Linked DNA regions of Homo sapiens: all the other regions are linked to region 1. The links are chromatin loops, found by intact Hi-C in ENCODE. Cell type or tissue: mammary epithelial cell. All regions are shown on one strand.

Region 1 (8,000 bases):
AAAGACATTGGAAACATTCATCAAGTGAATGCTTTTAGCACATGTGAACTAGATTACATTGGGTGATGGGGAAAATCCTAGTAATGTGCCCACAGTTCACGTGGAACATTACTCCTAGAGCTGTATGAAGATTAAGTGATTTAAATATATTTGGGTGTCTGTTACCTGAAAAGATAATTCTGACAAAGTCACTGCCTGCGAGGAGCTTATATTTCAATGAAGATTAAGCTATATATACAAATTATTATAAAGTAAGTTATAGAACAAACTGAAAGCAATTCAGATAAAGGACAGTGGGAGTCAGAGGATGTTATTATTCTGGCCTGGAAGCAGGGGTGCCTTAGAGGATCCAGGGATGACTTCATGGAATAACAATGTAGGTGAACAAAGGAGAATTACAGAAAGGATGAGAAAGAAGGTGCTCAGATGGAGAAGCAAGAGCTCCTGCACAGAAGCAAAGCCAAAAACACACCTGGCACCTCGGGCTCTGGAGAGAATTGTTGAAATTGTGGGATAGAGTGACTCATTCCAAGCTTTCTTGACTTTTTCTCCCTGAATTTTTTTTTTTTTTTTTTTTTTTTTTTTTGAGACGGAGTCTTGCACTGTCGCCCAGGCTGGAGTGCAGTGGCGCAATCTCGGCTCACTACAACCTCCACCTCCCAGATTCAAGTGATTCTCCTGCCTCAACCTCCCAAGTAGCTGGGATTACAGGTGCCCACACCCACACCCAGCTAATTTTTTGTATTTTTAGTAGAGACAGGGCTTCACTATGTTGGCCAGGCTGGTCTCGAATGCCTGACCTCACGATCCACCTGCCTCAGCCTCCCAAAGTGCTAGGATTACAGGCGTGAGCTACCGCACCAGGCCTCTCCCTCAAAATTTTACTTCCACAAAATATTTCCCAGGGACTCTGCAATAATGTGCTCATTTGGAGTTAGTTGGACTGTGGCTATATATTTTTTTAATTAGAGTCAATATATCAAAATTTTGTTTTCCAAAAGCCTTCTTCACAGTGCTAACAGTTTAGTTGAGCAGAATGTAGACACTTCAGGGACTACTCCAGTGTGCTTATTCACCACAGAGTTCATTTTTCAAGCTGAAACTGAATGATAATTGATAGTGTTGGGGCTCAGAACACAATACCCCAAAGTATGGTGCTTTGGCATGCTGAGTACATAAAACTAAAGGAGATTGCAAGGCTTCAGAAGTAGCCTCAGAAGAAAAGCCTCTCTCTGACTGTCTCCTACCCTCCTTTCTCTTGTCCTTGTCTCTCCCCTGAAGTGAGTCATAGAAACCAGAATTCTTCTTCTTCAAGGTAAGTCATAAAAACTAGAACCCTTCTCCCTCAAAGCAAGCCATAACACCTAGAAAGGTTACTGTCTCTCTTCTCCTTCTTCCTTGAAGATCCTCATTTCAGAAGGGGTCCTGCCCCGTTGGCAGGGAGGAAGTTTCACTACACAGTGAGGCCAAGATGAAGCTGGACAGGCCTTGCTGAGCTTTCCACCTTCATCTGTTACCATTGGGTTATACCCCTTTGTCCAGTTACCTATCTGTACAGCTGTTCATTCTTTATAGAACCTAAGCAGTTTTCCCTTGGTCTTTGGGTCTTCACTTCTGAAGACTCTTGTGTCATGTAAAACTTTGATTTTAAAAATATGTTATGCTTTTCTTTTGTTAACCTGCCTTTTTGTTAGGAGTATTAAGTGTCGGCTGTGACCTTTATGATGAGCGAGGAAAGGTATCACATCTTTCCACTCCTACAATAGCAAAATTCAAATTTCATGATCTCGTTTTTCTATTGCTGGTGCCTCCCAGTCTCTCATTCTAAACTCCCATAAATTCACTCACACTGTTCATCCTTGCTTCTCTCTCTGCTCCCCTCCTTCACCTCTTGGGACCATAACATGCAGTTTTCACGTCTCATTTCTCAGCAAAATTATGAAGTGTGTTGAATGAATTCACATTAATAATATTTTAGCTAACAACACTTGGAAGAGTCTACAGATCATTTACCAAGGAAACTAAATTATTTCAAATACTGGTGTCAAAATAAATGAACCAAGCCTTCTCTGACGTAGTAGCTTAACATTTTATTGTGAGTGTGAACACAATTCCCTAATCTCCAAAATACAGCAATCCTTACTGGGTTCTTTCTTCATTAGTGAGAGTACAAAATGTTCTGCTATAGATTTCCCCATAACTTGTAGTGGTGGAATAGGGCATTTCTTTCCTGAAGTAATTCAAACTAATATGGAACTCTTTTCTAATATAAAGATGTCTTTAGAACACCTTGGAATTATTGCAAACGATAAGTAGAATTTATTAACGTTATGAATCAAAGAGAAATGTTGTGTGTTTTTGTTGTCATTAAATAAAATTTAGAGGTGAATCTTTTCTCCATTTTTTTTTTGCTTAATCATGACTCTGTTTTTTCTCTCTCCTAATAGGTTCTCTTCAGTTCCAAAGTATTCCCAGCTGCCGAGAGTCACAAATTCTGTCTGAAAAGCAGGGTGACCTTTTCAGAGAGGAGCCAATGTTTGGAAGCTGAAATACAGAGGAAGGGAGAAAGTTTACTGAATGTGTGCTGGAAGAGGAGAGCTCATTTAGCCAGCCCTCTTCCACTTCACTCATTCCCAACCCCACCCCTACCCACATATTCCAACTCCTCCGCCTCTCCATTCCTCCCTAACCTTACTGGACAAGTAGGACCGCCAGCTATAGGACTGCCAGCTACAGGGATGTGGTAGTCCACTCGGGCTCTTTGAAGTCTTTAAAATTCTCCCTCGGTGTCTGCTTCTTTCCTGGGGGCAGAAAGCAGCACATGGCACCTCAGATCCATGGAACACAGCCCACCACTCCTGAGAAGCAGAGTCGAGGAGCAGCCGACCTGACTTGGAAGGCAGGCTAGCTGGGTTACCCCTGCCCACTGCCAGTTACACAGATTAAACATTTTGTCTGGATATGACCAGATGTCCTCAATTCCCCAGGCTTGAACACACTTACCCTTGCTTCTCCAAATTGCTTTGCATGCCTTACCCACCCCCTCATCCCCACTATTCTTAGCTCTCAAAAAAAAAAAAAAAGATGCTGCAGTTGTCATCCATCTTCCGACTTTTTATCATAGCTTTGCATACTCTTTTCAAATATTCTTTCTCTTTCTCCCTCTTCTTTTTAGCCTCACAATTTTGCTTTTTGTAGACCAATCAAAGATTTCTATGTGTGTCTTCAAAGAAATATTACAAGACAAACCCTCTCCTGGTACAAGAGCTACAGAATTATTTGCATATATAATCTCTTCTTGTGCCTCCTGCTAGCATGGGCCTTTTCGTCTTCAATCCTCATGGTATAACAAAAGAATAAATTATGGTACTACTGATAGAACGTTAAACTGACAATCTTCTGAGGCACCGGCAGTTTAATGGAAACCAAAGAAAATTCAAGATTATACATTTTCTCATAAATGTATTTCTTTTTCCTGTCTTCTCTTTCACATACTATCAATTTTCTTGCCTTCTTATTATTCAGTTTCCTATCTGTCAAATAACAAACCCAAAGCTGCCTTCGAGCCAATCTCCTGTCAATGGAACCGTACTTGCTGATAGAGGATTAAGGTATTGGCAAATCTGTTACAAGGTGTTTAGGTTTATAATTAAAGATTTAGTTAAATTAATAAACAGCAGCAATTTCAAGAAGACTAAAAGGATTGCCTTACCTGATATTTTGCCTCCTTTCTGACTACTAAGGGAAGATGTGAAAAGTGAAAATGAAGGTGTTTATATAGTGCCATCTAGCGACAGATACCTAAAAAAGCTCTGTATCATTTATTGATTGCACAGAGAAAACAAAATCCTTCTACTGGGGTCTGCTTTGGAATCTCCAGGTTTAATTCTAGTTTTTGGGCTTTTGGGTTTTTTTGTTTAACCTTCTATGGGGATAATTCAATCCTGGGGTCTCTTTTGTTTTCACTGAAAGTTTTAAGCTTTAATCTGCTTTGTGGAGAGCCAAAAACATGAAAACTCTTTCAGTATCCAGAGGAACTGCTGCAGTGGTATTTTAACTTTGGACTTTTTCTTGCTATCCCGGTTCTGTCTGTCACACTAAAATAAAACCTTGATTCTGCGAGGTATAGGAAAATATGTTAATAAGCTAAGAAAATGGAAATGATCATGTCATCTAAACCATAATATTGCTCCCCTCTTCCAACTCTTCTCACTTGAATTTATATTTCTCAAATTTTAAATATATGGACATGAAAAAACAAAGATGTCTTCAATTATGCATATTAAAAATATACACCTATGAGAACCATAACCAAGTTTTAGAAGTTGGCCCACTGTTAGCAAAGTTCAGAATGAATAAACAACCCCTATATATATGGAAAGAAACAAAAATTTAAAAAACCATCACCAAATCAGAAACTGCTGTCTAACTTAAGTGATTCATGTTTCCCAGAATCAGCTTGTCCTTTTAAAGGCTGATCTCTAACTTGAGACTGGCTTTGCTTTGACTGTGAGATACTTCTAAGATCAGGTCTCCATTCTGATCCCACTCACCGGCTGCTCTGTTTCCAAAGTACTTCTGCCTTCCCTAGGGGGGTCTCCTCCTGTACAGGCACTGAAAGACTGATCAAATCTGCATGTGTCAATCATTGCCTACTTCCCAGCTGGTGATAGAGGTAGATTCCTACCAAATTTACTCGGAGGACTTGACTTTCTCAGGACCTCTTCCTGTTGTGCATTGTCATGATCTTGCGGCTAAACTAATAGATGTGAAAGTGAATTGAAATGTAAAACATGCTGGGCAAGTCTAAAATGCTTTGAATGATAGGAGGTAATTAAATGAATGACTTTCAAACCTCACTTGATGCCTGCTGAGATATCCTATATCTACTGATTCAAGGGCCAAATCTCTAATTTCCCAATACCACCCATCACTTGGAAGTTTCTCTTCAATACATTGATCTTCTCATGGTTGCCTGATGCTTAGTTATGAAAGGGTTTCTTTTGTCTTGATCTTTTCACCATAAAGATAGGAAAGGCTGGGCATGGTGGCTCATGCCTGTAATCCTAGCACTTTGGGAGGCCAAGGCAGGTGGATCACTCGAGGTAAGGAGTTTGAGGGCAGCCTGGCCAACATGGTGAAACCCCTGTCTCTACTAAAAATACAAAAAGTTAGCCAGATGTGGTGGTAGGCACCTATAGTCCCAGCTACTCCAGAGGCTGAGGCCTGAGAGTTGAACTCGGGAGGCGGAGGTTGCAGTGAGCTGAGATTGCGCCACTGCACTCCAGCCTGGGCGACAGAGCAAGATTTGGTCTCAAAAAAAAAAAAAAAAGAAAGAAACAAAAATAAACTTAATTTTTCAGGATGGTAGATTTTAGGACACTATACTTTCACCATGTTAATTAAAATAAGAGTAACTGAGTGAGATGTACCTGCCTAAAGCAGTTTTAGTTAAAAAGAACTCACACCTCTTTTTTTTTTTTTTTTTTTTTGAGACAGAGTCTTGTTCTATTGCCCAAGCTGGAGTTCAGTGGCACAATGTCAGCTCTCTGCAATCACCACCTCCCGAGTTCAAGCGATTCTCCTGCCTCACCCTCCCGAGTAGCTGGGATTACAGGTGCCCGCCCCACACCTGGCTAATTTTTGTATGTTTAGTAGAGATGGAGTTTCACCATGTTGGTCAGGCTGGTCTGGAACTCCTGACCTTGTGATCCACCTGCCTCAGCCTCGCAAAGTGTTGGGATTACAGGTGTGAGCCACCACGCCCGGCCAACACCTCTGATCTTAATTTCAGCTAAATTACTGCAGAATTTTTCTTTAAGAAACGAGATAGTGATCTCCTAATCTCTATGTTTCAGTACCCTTCCCTCATCCCCAATTCAAAGTCTCCTATTTTATTGACTGCATTAGCAGTGATTTCATAATTGGTAGTTAAAATTGGCATGCAGTGAAGTTTTAGCGGTTGTTGGGATCTTTGTTGATTAAAGAGTTTTAAATTAAATACTAGTTTAGTACTTGATGTTATTTGAAGGGGGCAATCTTCCACAGCAGGAATTTTTGTGGAAGAATGCCAAGTAATGCTTACTTTATGTCTCACTTCCAGTGCTCTCTAGGGGTGCCAAGTTTATTATGGGTTAGAAACTGAACAGGCTTAAGTGGTCCATTTCTAAAATGTAATCATTGAATTTTCATATAATTTTATGAAGGCAATTTAATTATTTTATAATTACATAACCAGAACATAATACGATGTAAAGTCATGATGAATACACTGTCTTGTCTTAAGTATGGCAAAAAACCTTAATCAAATCATATACAGAGATTCAATTAAAGTAATACATAATCTGTTTTGGCATCTCTCTTTCTTTCCTTTCTGAGTAGGCATTAACCCAGAGTTTTCCTGGGAATATGGTTTTTTTAATAAGCCTTCCTTTTATTTATTCTGGCTTTCTAGTAACCTGTAAGACTATTTTGTGTTGCTCTTAAGTAGCATAATGAGACCCAACAGTAAGACACGAGAGTAGCTCTACATGAGAGGACCCTCCTCTTGGAATCTGTCCGCTCACGTTTGGCCTCTGCTCTTGTCAATGTCGTGCAGATAGAGCAGGCATAGATGTTGGAGGTTGGGGTTTATTCTCTGCCCCACTTAAAAACAAACAAGCAAATATGTCTGTGATGTCCAAAACCTATTAATGGAATCTAGATTTCTTATTAAAGTTTCATTAGTTTTATGGATATAATTAAGAGACGAAAGGACATTCCATCTTATAAGATAAACTCAAATGCTGCCGAGAGCTCTAAGGGACTAATGACCTCTCATATTAGAGTTCTTCTTATTTTTAAAGAAATTTTTTATGCTTCAGCTACTAAAGAGACAGTGACTAATAGGGATGAGCATAAATAGATATTTGTATCTTTATGGTTTAGAATTCAGGTCTGTAGAAGCAATATAACTATATGTTCAACAATAGGGGCAGAATAATTCCTGTGTGTTAGGGACAGGGGTGAGAGGTACATTGACAGGAACTGGCAAGGACAGATATTATGGGTTCCATCAGGAAAGAGACATGAGCCTGCTTGGACATCACACCTCTACAAGGAGAAAACTCAGTGTGGAAATGTTAGTGCTGCTGACAAACTGGGCACTAGGGCTGTGGTATGGGGAATCTGATTGAACTGTCTGAGCTTAACATAGGTAGTGGGGAGAAACTAGACTGCTAGCAGATAGTAGCAGATAGTCCTCTGAGGGAAGATGTATGTAAAGGCTTGAATAGGAGCTGGACCAGAAGATTCCATAACCTTATATAGTGTCAATGGCAGAACAGCAGAGGACTAGCAGTGACAAATGGGTCACAAGACATCAAAGAAAAATGCAGCAGCTGCGACTGTAGACTAAAAAATCAAAGATGTTCTCTACTCAGAATGTAGCCACCCTCAGCACTGAGGGTCCTGGTATAGTGGAGGAAGTATTTCAATGATAAATAAGACTTGTACTCTAATGGGATATATATAAATAAATAGAGAAGTATATAGCTAGTTCTATACATATATATTTATCTTTTTATATTTACGTATAAAGACATTTATACATATAAAATACTAGTTATAGAAAATTTAAAATATGGCCAGGCACGGTGGCTCACATCTGTAATCCCAGCACTTTGGGAGGCCGAGGCGGGAGGATCACCTTAGGTCAGAAGTTCAAGACCAGCGTGGTCAACATGATGAAAATCCATCTCTACTAAAAATACGAAAATTAGCCAGGCATGATGGCACATGGTAGCCTCTCAGCTACTAGGGAGGCTGAGGCAGGAGAATCACTTGAACCAAGGAGGTGGAGGTTGCAGTGAGTCGAGATTGCACCACTGCACTCCAGCTTGGGCAACAGAGCAAGACTCTGTCTCAAAAAAAAAAAAAAGAAAAAGAAAAAGAAAAAGAAAAAGAAAAAAGGAGTTCCAGACCAGCCTGGCCAACATGGTGAAATGCCATCTCTACCAAAA
Region 2 (8,000 bases), 93 kb before region 1:
AGCCTGATGGAATTTAAGGAATTACAGCTTTGTATTCTGACTATATATTCTAACCTATAAAAAGGAAGATTTACTTATTTTTAGCCCTACTTTGAAAATTTCTGAATTTAATTCAAAGAAGGAATCAGCAAAGATTTCTAGAACCTAAAATACTATCTGATCCTATTTTATTTATAAAAATATGAAAATGTAGATTTTATTTCAAACATAAAGCACTGAAGGACATAACCAGTTCAAAGGAAAAGCAAGCCCTAAGACTTACTGATGCAAGTTTACCTAATACTTTCAGTTAAGCAATAATGGCTACATTTAAATCACTTGATAAAAGAGCCTGAAGACTGATTAATGGAATTTACTTTTCAGATTAAATGACAGATAATAAACTGAAAAAATAATAAAAGCCTTGTATATTATGGATGTATCAATTAATGATTGCCTGTATTTACACCTAAATGTGATTTATTCTTCACAAAGGTGTATATACTTACATTATGAACAGCTTAGCTAAAATCAAAATATCCTCAAATTCTTAAACACTGAACTGAAGATAAGAACCTATAAATACTTGAGACACGTGTTTACAGATGTAGACATTTATCTGTGGTTATTTCCTCAAGTTCATATTCAACCATGTCAAGTCAACTTTTTAAACATATTAGCTGGGTCTCTGATAAACTAAAGAACATTTATGTTCCACTTTAAATGTTTTTTTGAAAATATCCTCAAGAAAATCTAAGTTTCAATTTACATTAAGACATTGAGAAATATTTTTTAAATTATATTTTATATCTTTTATTTCAGAATATTGTCTTTAAGACACTTTATCTTTATATTTATTTGCATTACATTTGTTTCAAATTCTGCTCTAAAAATCCACAGAACAATTTCAAACAGAGTTTTATTAAGTAAATACTATTTTTCTAGACCAACAATAACTTCATTAGCCTTGAAAAAGCCCCAAACTGGGAACTGTTTATTGTGCAGAACGCTTAGCTTTTACCAACTTCATTATGTTCTTACAAAACTGTTTCATAAATAGCATTAACTTTGGGACCATACAGTCACATGAATACTCAAACTCTCCATTTAAATACTAAAAGGATCCACCATTTCAAAACGATCTCCCAAGTCTATTTATATTAGACATTGCTACAGTTTGATTCTCAGCTATGTTAAGTAATAATTATCATCGGAACCAAGACCATTGAATACTCCTGCCCTTCATCCTTTTTTCAAAGCAAACTTGCACACACTGTAATTCTTTTAAGAATCTTTATTTTTTTTTTTTTTAACAATTCAGTCGGTTGGATCTCGATGCAGTTTATTAAAAAAAAATCAGTACATTTTCATATAAACTGCAATCAAAAAAGTAATTTACTTTGTCAAAGAAGTTATGAAGTTGCAAGTTATTTTTTGTAATATGCAGAACAGTAAAATGTAAGCATGCTCTTGGATGCAGGTGCTCCTGTGCACCATGGAGTTATTTTGAAGAGCCTGCTAACGTCTGCAGGCAGTTTATAGGATGCAATTATTTTCTCCACAACTTAGGTACATGAGAATAAAACTGATATTTATGAATAAAGTATTTTTCTCGAAAAAGTTGAGGCAGCTTTTGTTGAATGCTATCTGTGTGGGTACACTTGCTACACCTTGAACTGTACTGAGAGAGAGACAGACAGCAAGAAGCCCATGTTCATGCTGAAACCTGAAAAATCCCTCCATACGTGTTGAGGAGTTCCAAGAAAAAGAAGAGGGTAAAACACTATACACAACTGTTCATCGTCTTACATTAACAGAACACACCGAGAAACTTTACATAACAAGGAAGCAAATCCCCTTCACTGCTTTTAGTCAAAGTCCGTTGTATCTATAGTGGAGGATGAAAGTGGAGCAAGCCTAGTAGGGATAAAGCTTAAGTCTACATCTCATGCAGAGTTGTCCTTGGTCTGTCCTCTAATATTTCTCAGACATCCGAGTTAGAACTGAGGTTCGTTAATCTGGGGTCCGCATTGATTTCATATCTGTAATGATACCCTTCCATGTGATCCCTGCAGGCATCTCTGATGTTATGCATCCACTTTTTTATCCCCTTGCGGTTCAAATACAAAACCAGGAGGAAAATAGCGCCTATCAGGGCTAAAACAATACCCAGGAAGACATAAGAGGTTTGCAGGGATGGGGGAAGAATCGGGTCACAGTCCAGGTCAGCACTGTTGAGTTCCAAGAGGACCCGATTCCTCATTTTTTCCGGATATGCACAGGTGAGCCGGTCTTTGCCCTGCACTACCTCTGTTTCCTTGAGCCAGGTCACCATGTCTGCCATGTGGCAGTCGCAGACCCAGGGATTGTTGTCCAGGAAAACCCTAATGTGGGGTAGACCTTGCAACTCAGCCAGGGTGCCATTGTGAAGGACCTTGAGGGCATTGTCCTCCAGGTGGAGGCTTTCTAGATGTGTCAGGTTGCGGAAGGACACGTAGGTCAGGCTCACCAGCGAATTATTACTTAAGTCCAGGTGCCTGAGGCTGGGCAGTTGGGCCAGCACATCCCGCGGCAGGTAAAGGAAGTGGTTGCTGGCCAGCTCCAAGCGGCGGAGCCCCTGCAGTGCACGGCCCGCCAGCAGGGCCGCCACCACCATGCCCTCGAAGCTCCGGTTCTGCCGCTCATCTTCAGGGGGCACGATGTGGTTCAGGATCAGTTCCACAAGGGGACTGGGGGCCGAGACGCTGGCATTGCTGCCCGAGAAAGCGAAGGGACTGAGGTCGGCCAGTGGGTTGTGGCTGAGGTCGAGCTGGCGCAGGCTGGGCAGATGCTCGAAGGCGCCCGCGCGCACCTCGTCCAGGCGGCTGCCGCTGAGGTTGAGCGCGGCCAGCTCCGCCAGCGGCGGCCGGCGGGCGAAGGCGCCGGCAGGGAGCACGGCCAGCTGGTTGCCGGTAAGGAAGAGGTTGCGCACGTAGGCGGGCAGGTCCGTGGGCACCTCGGTCAGATTGCGGTTAACGCACTTGACTGTGCGCGCTGCCTCGGAGCACTCGCACAGCGCGGGGCACTGGTCCGGCAGCGGGGGCTGGGCGGACACGGCGGAAGCCAGGAACGGCGCCGAGGAGGAGAAGGAGGATGCCGAGGAGGTGGGAGAAGACGAGGAGACCCAGCCCAGGAGTACCAGCGCTAGTCGCGCCAGCCGCAGACGCCCGTCCCCGGCGGCGGGGCCCCGGGAGCACCCCCCAGGCATCGCGGCTCGCGTTTCCCCGGAGCTGGGCTGGGACGGCGCCCGCTCCGAAGGCTCGGGAGGCTGGGCCCGGAGGGCGCGAGCCGGCGGAAGCGTCTGGAAAAAAAAAACTTTCCTCTCGTGGAACCGAGGGAGTGGCGCCGCAGCCGGAACTTGGCTAACCCCCTCGCCACCGGGCGCTTCCCTCAGGGGCCGATTCCCCCGCCCCTTCCCTCCAGAAAGTACGCACGGCGGGTCGGGACGCTCCGCTCCGCGCTCCTGCTCCCGCTCCTCTTCCTGCCGCCGCCCTGGTGCCACCTCTTCGCCTCTTGTTGGCGCCCCTCGCTGGATCCTCTGAGGGACCTGGGACAAGCAGGAGAGAGGCGTGAACAGCGGTGGCTGCCGCGGCTTCCGGAGTGCAAAAACCGGCCTTTTCGAGTCTAGTCGTCTCCAGTCTGTCCCAGAGACCTCCTTCCAAAAGCCCGCCCCGGCCTCGCCTCCCCAACCCCTCCGGTCACTTTTACTCCGGAGGGGGACGCGCATCCGACACCCAGACCGCAAAGTCTTCCTTCTTCCCTGGCCCACACTAAATAAACCCGACCGGCCTCCCGCCCTCCGCCTTTCCCGAGGAGACTCGTCTCCCGCGTCTAACTTACCGCTTAATCCCCAATTCCTTCCCTACCAAACTTCTCCCTCTCCCGTTCCTTCCTGCACCGCCTCGGCGGAAGGTCGGCCTCCGGGTGTCTCCGCCCCCGCCCAGACCTCTCCACCAGGTCCCGGTTAGGATGCGAGGGAAGTTTCAGGTTACAGGACTTTTTGATCTCTTTTTGTACCTTCTCGCATTAGCAGGAAGTGGAGCTACAACTGTCGCCCCCCAGCCCGCGCCCCGCCAGCCCCTCGGATCTCAAAGGGGTTCAAGTCATCTCCAAAGAGGAGGGGAGAGTCTGGGAACAAAGCAGCAGTGGGACTCGGGGTACAGTGGCAACCCGAACCAACCCTACTCTCCACCCGAGGATGGGGAGGGGCCCCAACGACGCCTCCCGGGTCTCTCCCAGGCCGCGGGCTCCCACTGCTCACCTCCGCGTCCGCCGCCTCCAGAACCAACTCTGAGTTCCACCAGAGTAGCGACGACTTCCCGGCTCCGCGTTGCGGGCGCCGACTCTCTTCGCACCCCAGCCCCTGGCCCAACCTCCCAACCTCCGCAGCTGGGAAAAACCAACCCGGGGGGCGGGGGAGGGCCAGGACTGTCGGGGAGATTCCCGACGCGCGGCCAACCTCGGCAGCCGTAGGTAGGGGGATTTAAGAAGAGAGACTAGGGGAGCTGGGCTGCGCGCCTCCTCCTGGTGGAAATTAACGAGGAATGTGCCGGAAAAGGTGAGGGAATCCCTTTCTCTCCCCCCTCCCCGACATCCTTGGGTGGTTCCTCATTTTGCATACTGTATTTACCTTGGACTGGAGCAAAACCGCTGGTGAATCTCGTGGAATTCACCCTGATTCAGGCACCTTTGGCAGTGACGAGATAGATTTAGGCATGACAGAGCAGCGCGAAGCAGCAGCAGAAAGAAATGAGCTGAAAATCTACTGCGGCAGCAGCAAAGGCACGGCAGGTTGTATGGAAGCTTCAGAAGCTCTCCCCATCAAAGTGGTACTTGAGGCCGCAAACTTCAGATTTAGGTGTAATTAATGCCTTCCCGCCTGTCCCCCCCGCCCCCTCACTTCTTGGGTAGTGATGGAACTTGTGAAGAGAGCGCGCCAACTTTAAGAGAGAGAGAGAGAGAAAGAAAAAAAAAAGATTAGTGGAGAGGAGATTCATTCCTGATTCATTAGCTTTTCTCTTACCAAAATTAAAAGCAGATGGAAGAGAAAGGCAGCCAAAGGCATCCCAGAAACAAAAGGCAAATAGCAAAGACTTGAGTCTCCCGGAAAGCGGACCCGCCCCCCTCCCCAGATGTAGCGCGGTGTGTCAAGTCACTTCTGTGGAGAAAGCTCCAAGGATGAGGAGTGGGGATTGCAGGAGCTGACCTGGGAGAGAAGTTTGGTTTCAAAGTCGATTGTCCCAGGGGGCATCTGGCAGATGGTGATGGAGAGGATGGGGTTGGGGAGAGGGACAAATTGAATGGTTGGTTACCGGAAGGATCTGTTATTATACCAGACAGGTTTTGGGTTCTGAAAGCCCTATCGTTGCTCTCTGTAACTCCACATCCCCTTTGTCCCAATTAAATAATTTCCCCGAAGGGATAAGAAGGTTCTTCCAGGCTTCTTCATTTTAGAGAGAAAATGGCAATTAGGGAAAACATGGTTCGGAAATTTAAGACCTGGTCGTATTAAAAAAGATCAAATAAGGATCCTGAGGCTTGTGCCTGGGACATGTGCCTTTAGTGTGAAGAAAGACCCCAACTCTCCAACGGACGCCTGATTACTTTTATAGAAAGAGATAGTCTGCAAAGCCGACAGCAAAAATGGCTCAGACAAAAGCTGAAAACACTGGAAACTGCAGAGATTTGTGCACAAAAGCTGGTTTCATTAATTTGCATCTTCAGCACGTTTATCTACATCTCTTTTCTTATTTTTAAAAGTGTTTTGCAACATGAATGTAAAACACTTTGAAAAAGAATCTCTAAAGCTGTAGTCATGTTCTGTATCCGGATTGTGGTGGTGGTTACATAAACCTATACAACGTGTTATAACTCATAGAACTTTGTAAACCAAAAGAGTCAATTTTACTGTATGATAAGTTTAAAAATAAAATTAATTACTCATTGGAAAAAACCTGTAATAATGCTCTGGCATGGTATTAACTCTGGTCCTGATCTGAAGACCAACTGCTTTGTTAGGAGAGTGAGATACACTTTAGAATTTAGAAACATAATATATATACTCATCTGATTTTCAAGACAACTCAGAGGCAAGATAAATATTGTTAGTATTATTGCTTGTTGCTATTATTGTTGTTGTTCTGTTGTACAAATGAAAAAACTGGGGCTTTAAGTTAGCTTGACTGAGTGTCTTCCACTTGCCAAGCACTGTGCTGATCACAGATATTATCTCATTGACTCTTCACTTCGGTACTCAAGTTAGGTCCTCTCACTCCAGTTTTACAGACAAGAAAATTGACGCAAAAATAAATTACATAACTTGTTCAAATGAGTGATGGAGGTGGGAACCAGGCCCAGATTTGCCTGCCTCCCATATAGTACATCCCACATTCTGCCTCTAGGCAAGATTAAGGAGTTTGTGCAAAGTTCTACTCTGTTCCACTTAGGCAGAACGTAAACCTCACCTCTTGTTCCCTTTTTACTTCTTCTGCCTCCACCTTCCTGCAGCTGGCAATTGCTTATGGCTGCTGAATAGGGACCCAGAAATTTAGGGTCATTTCTAGCTCTGACACTTGCCTGCTGTGTGTCTTCTATAATAGGACCACTAATGAAATTTGAAGATATTTCCATGAAAATTGAGATAAATATGTCACATACTTAGCAAAATCATCTGTTTTGATAGTTCTCTCCTAAATTACCCCCCTCATGTTATTTATTGTAATCCACTATATCTCTGTAACTATGTTAGTAATAGGAATACAAGGATAAATAATTTAAAGTCTCTTTAAGGTAGAGTTGCCAGATTTAACAAATCTGGCAAAACAATGAATACCTTTTAATGAACAAAACAATGAATACCTTTTAAGTGTGTCCCATGCAATATTTGGGAAATGCACCCAAAATTTTGTTGCTTATAGTTGAAATTCAACTTTAATTGAGTATCCTGTATTTGATCTGGCAATACAGCAGTTGATAATCTGGTAAACGAAAGACATAGACACGGAAGCAAAAGCTCTCAATGCAGAATTGAGTACGGTTTGGTGTGTGTATCTTTCCAGTCAATGCCCTCTCTCTTTATAAATATTTCAATTGTTTCTGCTATTTTTTATGTGAATGGGATCATAGTATATGAATTATTCGCATTTTTTCTTTTTTAAAAACAACCATCTATTTTTCTGTGTGCATACATATAGGTATGCTTCTCCTTTTTTAAAGACTGAAATATTTCAAACTGTAGATTGTTGTACCACAATTTATTTAACAGCCTTATTGAAAGACATTTAGATCAGTAAATACTTTTTAAAGAAGTTTCCTCCAAGTGAGAAAAGCTTACTAGGATCAGTTCTATTTTGATTGTCTTAAGCATTTAATTATCCCAAATTATCATACTTACTTTACTCCTGACAGCTTGAAAATTTTTTGTGCATGATGCTATTTACATACTCTAAGGCAGGGCAGAGGATTGCAGAGCACATTTTTCCCAATTTATTCTTCTATTCCAAAGTGAAATAAAGGAAGGATCTGAATGTCCCGACAGATAAGAACCAATTTAGTGTATTTCAAGAGGTCACTTTGTAGCCTGCAGGAAACGTTTCTACACTATCATTTATTTACAAGATTGTTTCTACAGGGACCATTTTTCTTCTAATGACCCAAAGGAAAGTCAGTAGTAAATTATTGAAATATTGCTTCTAAATCCTGATTAGGCAAGGAATAAATAGGTATAAAAAGAATGATGAGTGGTTATGACCACCCTTATGGTAACTAGCAGAGAGAAGCCGCGTGGTCCAGCATGGACAAACACCAAGATTATTTAAGACTAGTTCATTTTGATCTCTGTCTCAAATTAGCAAAGGAATTGAATACACGTGAAAACTGTCAGATCTGAAAAGTAACTAAAACAAAGTCAAGTGTTGGTGAACAACAAGCACATATGTCAAAAAACCATGAACCAACACTTAAAACTAAAACCATCAACTTGA
Region 3 (8,000 bases), 320 kb before region 1:
TGTAAGTATGAATATAGAAGAGATTGAAAAGAATTATACAAGACTGCATCTATTTTGACAATGAACTTGGAGACCTAGAGGAGATGGATGATTTTCTAGCAAAAGATAAAATACCAAATTTGACCTAAGAAGATGTAGGATCCTTGAATAGAACAATTACCGAAGACAAGATTGAAAAGGTGAATAAAGATGTACCATTCAAATACACACCAGGGCCAGATGAGTTCTCAGCCAAGTTTTATATAACCTTTAAAGGAAAGTTATTCCAGATTATTTAAACTATGTCAAGCCATAGAAGAAGCTAGAAATCATTCTCATTTATTTTATAAATCTCACGAAATAACAAAACTTTATCAGGTACCAATATAGTTACCAAATAAAATGAAACTCATTTATTAATATAGGCAAAATTATAAATAAAATATTGGCAAGTAGAATATATCAAAAGAATAATATATTATCACAAAAGTAACTCAGGAATTCAAAGGCAATTCAATATCAGTATAAACAAGTTTAAGAGGAAAAGATCATGATATAAACAGTGCTGAAGAGGCATTTGATAAAATAAAGCAATTTTTCCTAATAAAAAGTTAGTAAAATTGGAAAAAAACCTACTTAAATGTCCTAACATGTTTTACTGTATACCCATAGTAAATACCATTCTAAACAGAAAACTAATTCTAAATCATGAAAACTTTCCAATGAAATCAAGAATAAAAATAAATAACTAGCACTTTTTTAGTGTTTACTATGTGTGAGCATGGTTCTAGGTACTTTACATATGTAAATCTTCACAAAAATAATACATAATATCATACAGTACGATAATCCCCACATTGCAGATTGGAACACTGAAGGACAGCGAAGTTGAATAACTTGCCCAATAGCAAGTGGTAAATTTGTGATTCAAAGCTATGCAGTTGTGCTCCACAAATTGTACTCTTAGCCACTATGCTATATGGTTTTTGCACCTAACCAGAGATTCATATCATTGTTACTTTTCAACATTTTTGAAGCGCTCAAAACTGTAATAAAAGCAGAAAATGAAAGAAATGTTAATGTTGAAAAACAGGGATAAATCAACATATTTCAGATTGCATTTCTTGAAAACCAAAGAACATCTAGGAAAATGCTACTAAAGTTAATACAGAAATTTGGTAAGGTAGCTGGACAAAAGGTGAGCAAAATTGATTTCCTCTACTCTTGCAATACAAAACCTAGAAATGGAAAGGGGGGAAAGTATTTTGCTCACTACAGTCAGATGCAGAAACATAAACACATATACACAAATAAAATAATTTTTAAAATTGACAAAACTTTGATAAGAAAAGCATGGGATTGATATGAAAACTATAGTCTTAGAAAATATACGAAGAAGATTTAAACAAATAGAAAAAATCTCAAATTGAAAGATTATTATTTAATATCTCTATCATCCAAAATTAATACATAATTTTAATAAAATTGTAGTAACAAGATATTTTGGGCATTGGATATAATAGTCTTAGCATACATAAAAGAAAAATGCCCCAAAATAGCCAGGAAACGTGTGAAATGAATGAAGAGTGTAGGGGAAATTTCCTTACCAGGTATTCAACATAATCAGTATGGGTATAGGGAGAGACAAATAGTTTGAAACTCAAAAATAAATCTCAGAGTATATGAGAATTTTATGTTTTATGAGTGAGGGATGAATTTAATGGGAAAATGATGAATAATAAATGGTAATATCACAATTGCCAATCTAACTGGAATAAAAAATTTAGAGTTGTCTTTAATTGGCCAGTCTGTAGTTTTTTCAAATGGCAGACCAAATAGCCAGGCTGTTGCCAACAACCCAAGAATTAGCAAAAATATAACAAAATTCATCAAAAGAGGTACTGGTTCAAGCTATGAGAATGGCCTGGGTTCTACCTACTGAGTGGCATAACCATGCCCATTTTTAGCTTTCCATAGCTGGTGCGGGGGTTGAAAAGCTGTTGATTCCAGTGGACACTGTTAGGTTTCAGCTCAGCCAAACCATTAGCGAACTAGGCCCAGGCACTTTGGTGAACCTCAGTGCATGGAGAGACCCATTGAGCCTGCAGTTTCCTTCAGGTGACAGAGTGGAGAATAAAGTTTCTCCCAAGCAAAGAGCTGCCATTTTTTCATGTAATGTTGAGATGTCACTTAAACTGTGCCAGATATGGTCTTCAATATACCATTTCCATGTGACAATCAATGCTTGTTAGGCCCCTCCCATCTTTTTGCTGAATATAAGTTGATCCACTTCAAAATGAAAATATGAGGCCCTAGAAAGTCACAAGGTCTCCATGGCCAGGCATTCAGTTTTAACGAGGGCTCAGGAACAAGCTGGGGTGTTCTTGGTAGCCATTTCAAGGAGGAAACAAGTTTAAAGTCACGAGGGATACCTTTGGGTGGTGACTGTCTCTCTTTGCCAGAGGCTTCACTTGAAAAAAATCATCAGTCTCAGAGATACGAAGTTCAAAAGGGTTATCAGGAGTATAGGGCCCAAAGGTTGAGAGCCAGCCATAGCTTGCTAGACCGCTTCCAATGCCACCTATTGGTGTGGGCCCAGACTCAAGGACGCTGATATAAACATCCAAGTAGAATGCCCAAGTGAGCATATACTGTCTCCAATACCAAAGTATTGAATTAAGGTGTTGTTCTCCTTTTTGGTGGTTGGAGGCCAGAGGCAGCAGTTTTTCCTTGGCTGTCAGAGGCATTGAACATTCTGATTCTGCCTACATAATCCCAAGAAGCCTTATTCACCTAGCAGATCCCTGAATTTTTTTAAGGTTCATCAGCCACCTCTGCCAGCACAAGTATGATAACACTGCAGGTAGAGTGTTTAAAACTGGATCTTCTCACTTGTCAACTAAATAATATGGTCTATATAGCGAAAGCTTTGGCTATCAGAGGGTAGAGGCATTTGTACTAATCCTGACACACCCACTGGTGGTAAATGGTAGGGGAGTTTAGGTACCCCAGGGGGAATATTGCAAGCCAGTGGGCCAGAAAACAAGGTGCTGGCAATGTCTAAGACATTATATCAAGTGTCATGTACAGTAGATGTACAGTAAATGCCATTACAGTTATAAGGTCTATATACAGCCAGGGATTTGAGAACAACAGCTGAATTCAATAAGCCTCAAGCCTCCATTGGCCTTTTACACTGGCCATACAGAGTTATTATTTTGAGCTATTGCACCTCTTACTACCCCTGCTGCCTTTAGAATAAGGCTTCAAAGCTGTGATTTCCCTTTTGCCTCCTGGGATACTATACTATTTCTGTTGGACCTGGAAGGGGACAGGGAGATGATTTGAGGAGAACTTCACAGTTCCCTTTAGCACTTCTCTACATGTTGCTTTTCCCACTTGGGAGACTCCCTCTAGTATTTATGGGATAGGAAATTACAAGCATATAACACCTCAATTCTTACTATACATGCAGATGTAGAAGCAATAGTAACAGTACATTCAATTGGCCCAAAGTTCCTTAAGGTGCCATGAAGTATTTTCTTTCTCACCGTGTACCCAGCCCAAACCCCATTAACTGAATCTAAGTGCCTTTTCCTTCCCCACTTTCAAGTAAGATAGTGATTTGATTGTCTATTGCCAAGATAATCATACAAGTTATAATCCCTCCCACCCTGAAATTCCCCAGGATATTCAAACTGGTCTGTACGGCTTTTGGCTTGCCCTTTGCAACAGGGAGACTTGGCCTAGTCCCTAACCATTTTTCTCCTTAAAACAGCTGAGATAGGGGTCTGGGGGAGGGAGGGGATGACAGAATATAGTGGGAGAGAGCAGCAATATGACATTGAACAAGGTTTTACATTTACATTTGGTTTCAAACAGCACAGCAGCTGCTAGTAGCTCAACCAGAAAAACTTCCAAATTTTTTTGCCCTTATCCCAATCCAAGCCCCATGTTGAGTAGCAAGATCATTATTAGTGACACTATTTTGGCTCTGGGGATCCCTTGACACTACAGCCACATTGTTTTTTGAATGGGACGGTCAGATTTGCACCCTTTGTAGATTTGCGCTTAACTCACACACAAACAAATTTTTAAAAAGAGGTACACTTTAATCTGGGTCAATTTCTGCCCTATTTTTATAACATCTCTTAACATAAAGACATAAAACATATGTCCAGTTTTAACATAAGGAGTGGCAGAGTTTTCCAGAGGAATGAGGCTGATCATGAGAATATATCTAGAGTCCTTTGGGTTAATTTCTCATTCTCCATTGATTCATCAGCACTGTAAAACCAATTTAGGGCAGAAAGAGCCTGAATACTAGTCAATGACTCATCCGTGGTTTTCTCTTGAAGTTTGTCTTTCTCAAGGAAATCTCCCCAAGAAGGTCAAAGGTCTCTCATAGCAGCCAAGACCCACTGAAAAAACTCAGTCTTTTTCCTGCCATTTGAATGGATCTAAGATTGACTTGATGGCCTGCAGAGGGGGCTGAGACATAAAAGATATTCCACCTTTAGTCATTCATCCTTAGCAAGCATTATGCATCTGACACCCTCAACTCCCCGGTGACCCAGCGGAAGCACTAACAGCCTGGTTTTCTGCCACAGTGATTGCATATTTGCCTCCTTTCACACTCCACGTCGATGCTTATGTCTGTCATCTGAAAGGGACAGAACCTTCATATCAGGATGAATCTTAGGACTAGTTGTCACAATGTAGAGGACTTAAGGCTGACAGCCCAACTGGTAAGAAAGTTCACCTACTGGTAGAACAACCTCTGCACCTTTTGGGCAGTCACTTGTCTCTGAATTAATTTCCCAGTACTCATTCTGCAAACATATCCTTAATTTTTCCTCATTAACAGGCATTAAGGTGGAGGACCACTTATTGACCAAATACATTTGGTCAGCATATCATGAAAGTCCTTCAGTTGGTCCAAAAGGTCCTCCCCTCTCTTCCACAAAATCATGGCTCTATCAGCATGCTATCCTTATCATAAAAATTGGTAAGAACTGTGACAAATCTAAGGTTTTACCTGATTTTTTCCTTCCTTACTTCCTTCCTTCCTTTTCTCTCTTTCTTTCTTTCTTCTTTCTCCTTCCTTCCTTTTCTTTTCTCTTTCATTCATTCTTTTTTCTTTCTTTCTCTCTCTGTCCCTCTCCTTCCCTCCTTTCTTTCTGTTTCTTCCTTTTCTTTTTTCTTTCTTTCTTTTCCTTCCTTCTTCTTTCTTTCTCTCTCCTTCCCTCTTTTCTTTCTGTTTCTTCCTTTTCTTTTCTTTTTTCTTTCTTTTCCTTCCTTCTTTCTCTCTCCTTCCTTCCTTTTCTTTTTTCTTTCTTTTCCTTCCTTCTTCTTTCTCTCTCCTTCCTTCCTTTTCTTTTTTCTTTCTTTCATTCTTTCTTTTTTCTCTTTCTTTCTCTCTCTCCCTCTCCTTCCCTCCTTTCTTCCTTTGTTCCTTCCTTTTCTTTTCTTTTTTCTTTCTCTCTTTTCTTTCTTTCTTTTCCTTCCTTCTTTTCTTTCTTCCTTCTTTCTTTTTCCTTCCTTCCTTCGTCTTTCTTTTTTCTCCCCTCCCCTCCCCTCCCCTCCCCTCCCCTTTCCCTCCCTTCCCTTCTTTCTTTTTCTTTTGATAGGGTTCTGCTCTGCCACCCAGGCTACAGTGCAGTAGCATGCTCTTGCCTCACTACAGCCTCTGCGTCCCAGGCTCAAGCCATCCTCCCACCTTAGCCTCTGCAGTAGCTGGGGCTACAGATGTGCACCACCACACTCAGCTAATTTTTAATTTTTTGCAGAGGTGAGGTTTCACTTTATTGCCCAGTCTGGTCTTGAACTCCTGGGCTCAAGCAGTCTTCCCAACTCAGCCTCCCAAAGTTTATAGGTGTAACCCACCATACCCAGCTTGGTTTTACCCAATTTTCAATCTACTATGTTAGCCTGCCAGAGTTTGGTGGTGGTGGTAGAAGATATGAGTCTCCTGGGTTAGAGATGAAAGACAGTTCATTACTCAGAGCAATAGCAATAGCCAGAGTATAGCACTAGCATTTTTTGCACTGATTATCTGAACCCCAATTCTCATATCTGGTGTGGAGAGCCCCAGATGACACCTGCATACACAGTGAGTTGGATTATAGGAGAGAAACTTTGACCTTAGGGAACCTGAATCTTTTTTAAATGAGCAGGAAGTATGCCTGGACTTTGCTGCAGAGGGAGACACTTTATCTTCTAAGAATGTAAACCAACTTGTCTTTTGCTCTAGAGGGAGATATTAGTTCTATCTTTCAAGGCTGTTTCCTATACAAACATCCTTGGAAAGGTAGTATGGAACACAAAGGACATTCAGGTGTAACTCTGAAGATACTCAAGAATGTGAGAGGCCGGGAGCAGTGGCTCACGCCTGTAATCCCAGCCTTTGGGAGGCCGAGGCGGGTGGATCACGAGGTCAGGAGATCGAGACCATCCTGGCTAACACGGTGAAACCTCATCTCTACTAAAAAAAATACAAAAAATTAGCCGGGCGTGGTGGCGGGCACCTGTAGTCCCAGCTGCTAGGGAGGCTGAGGCAGGAGAATGGTGTGAACCTGGGAGGCGGAGCTTGCAGTGAGCCGAGATCACGCCACTGCACTCCAGCCTGGGTGACAGAGCGAGACTCCATCTCAAAGAGAAAAAAAAAAAAAGAATGTGAGAAACCCATGGAGAATCATCTCCTAGTGATGAGTATATATTCTTTGCCAGAATGGAATAAAATTGAGAACTAAAATTTTACAGCATTTAAATCAAAGGAAACATTTAAAAAATCATAAACTTATTTGATGAAAACTGTTATGATTTACAGAGAAGGGTCCATTGAAAGTGTCAACAATTTTAAATATGTAATTCATAAATTTGTATACATTTTGAAGAAGATTTCTGGAAATTTCATGAAAAGGAAATTATAAAGACATTGATTCTTTTTTTTAGAAAAAATTCTAACAATCTGATATTTCAAACAGCTATAGCTCAGAAACTGGTTATTCTCCTAATATTATTTTAAATGTTGAGATAATCAATATAACAAAGTTTTGAAATATTTTCTTCAGATATACACAGATGTCATTTTTATTTTCATGAAGAATTTTAATTTTGAAAATAACTTTTGAATAGAACCATTTATAAATCTACCCATATAATAAAAAAATTGATAATAACATGTTTTCCAAAACAACATATAATTTCAGTTATTTAAGGGTTCCTTTTCAGGATCAAGAATGTCCTCCTAGCTTGGATGAAAAATTATCTGTTCATCTGAGTATGAATGAAAGTTACCTGGTAAGAGGAAGGAATTGAGTGATTACAGGAGACCAATAAAGAGTAGGGAAGTTTTAAAAAGCTTTCGTGAGAAATGTGAAACTGATCTCATACAAGATATGCACAAAACAATGCTGTTCAATTCATTTATGTTTTCACCAATCATTTAGAGAATCATTGAACTTTTGAGTTGGAAACTTAGAATTTACCTACTATAATGTTCAACCCAATGCAATATATTTTAAGACACCCTTTACAGATTTAAATTTTATTTTAAAAGCATTATATATATTTTAAAATAATTTAGGGGGCATGTGAAAAAGTAATATCTTGAATACATTCAACATAAAAGTCTATTGTATTCATACTGTTTCTGTTCTATTCAAAAAATCACTCATATTTTCTCCTAATGTTGACTTTCCACCTTTCAGCTGAGCGTAGTTTTGACTCTCTTAATTAAAAAGCTGCCTTAATTTGGGGCATTTTCTATACCTGCAATAAAGTTAGCTTCTTGATGTCTTCTTCCTTTCCATACATAATTGCAATTGGATTTTAACACCACTTTTGGTTGCTAAGTAATTTAATCATGAAGATTAGTATGATGGGAATATAGCAAAGTTATTAAAAATTGAGACTTTGGGGTCAGTTGGAACAAGGTTTGAATTTTAATTCCACCTCTTATAAGCCATGGGGCTTGAAGTTATTTAATCTCTCAAAGTCTCAACTGCCTCATCAGTGAA

The links. A loop is a pair of places that touch in the nucleus more often than their neighbours do. Peaks named below come from ENCODE experiments on the same cell type or tissue, not always from the same donor. Only the 100,000 strongest peaks of a DNase experiment are listed, where the experiment ranks them.
Region 2: it touches region 1 in a loop (4-fold over the local background); 11 of 110 quality-filtered maps call a loop at or near these places.
Region 3: it touches region 1 in a loop (13-fold over the local background); 18 of 110 quality-filtered maps call a loop at or near these places.

Annotation. Positions count from the first base shown.
Region 1 is chr6:82,266,761-82,274,760 of GRCh38, reverse strand. It overlaps LOC105377874 (a long non-coding RNA gene), which reads right to left and starts at 3,323. Exons shown (of 3, transcript XR_942737.3): 1 at 3,004-3,323; 2 at 2,691-2,801; 3 at 2,071-2,544. In mammary epithelial cell, a CTCF peak has its summit at 3,783 (motif pointing left); no DNase peak of the experiment used is centred here.
Region 2 is chr6:82,360,188-82,368,187 of GRCh38, reverse strand. TPBG (trophoblast glycoprotein) reads right to left here and starts at 4,371. Exons shown (of 2, transcript NM_001376922.1): 1 at 4,280-4,371; 2 at 768-3,565. The coding sequence starts at 3,226. The coding sequence ends at 1,964. It overlaps LOC105377875 (a long non-coding RNA gene), which reads left to right and starts at 4,531. Exons shown (of 3, transcript XR_942738.4): 1 at 4,531-4,576. RefSeq lists enhancers at 1,957-2,858, 2,859-3,761, 3,913-4,424, 4,425-4,938 and a silencer at 2,811-2,890. In mammary epithelial cell, CTCF peaks have their summits at 2,598 and 4,546 (motif pointing left); DNase peaks (open chromatin) are centred at 2,557, 3,957 and 4,537; H3K4me3 peaks cover 4,013 bases; H3K27ac peaks cover 3,857 bases.
Region 3 is chr6:82,586,420-82,594,419 of GRCh38, reverse strand. No RefSeq gene overlaps it. Among named protein-coding and RNA genes, the nearest start is that of TPBG, 230 kb to the right of the region's middle. In mammary epithelial cell, CTCF peaks have their summits at 4,453 (motif pointing right) and 6,172; a DNase peak (open chromatin) is centred at 4,439.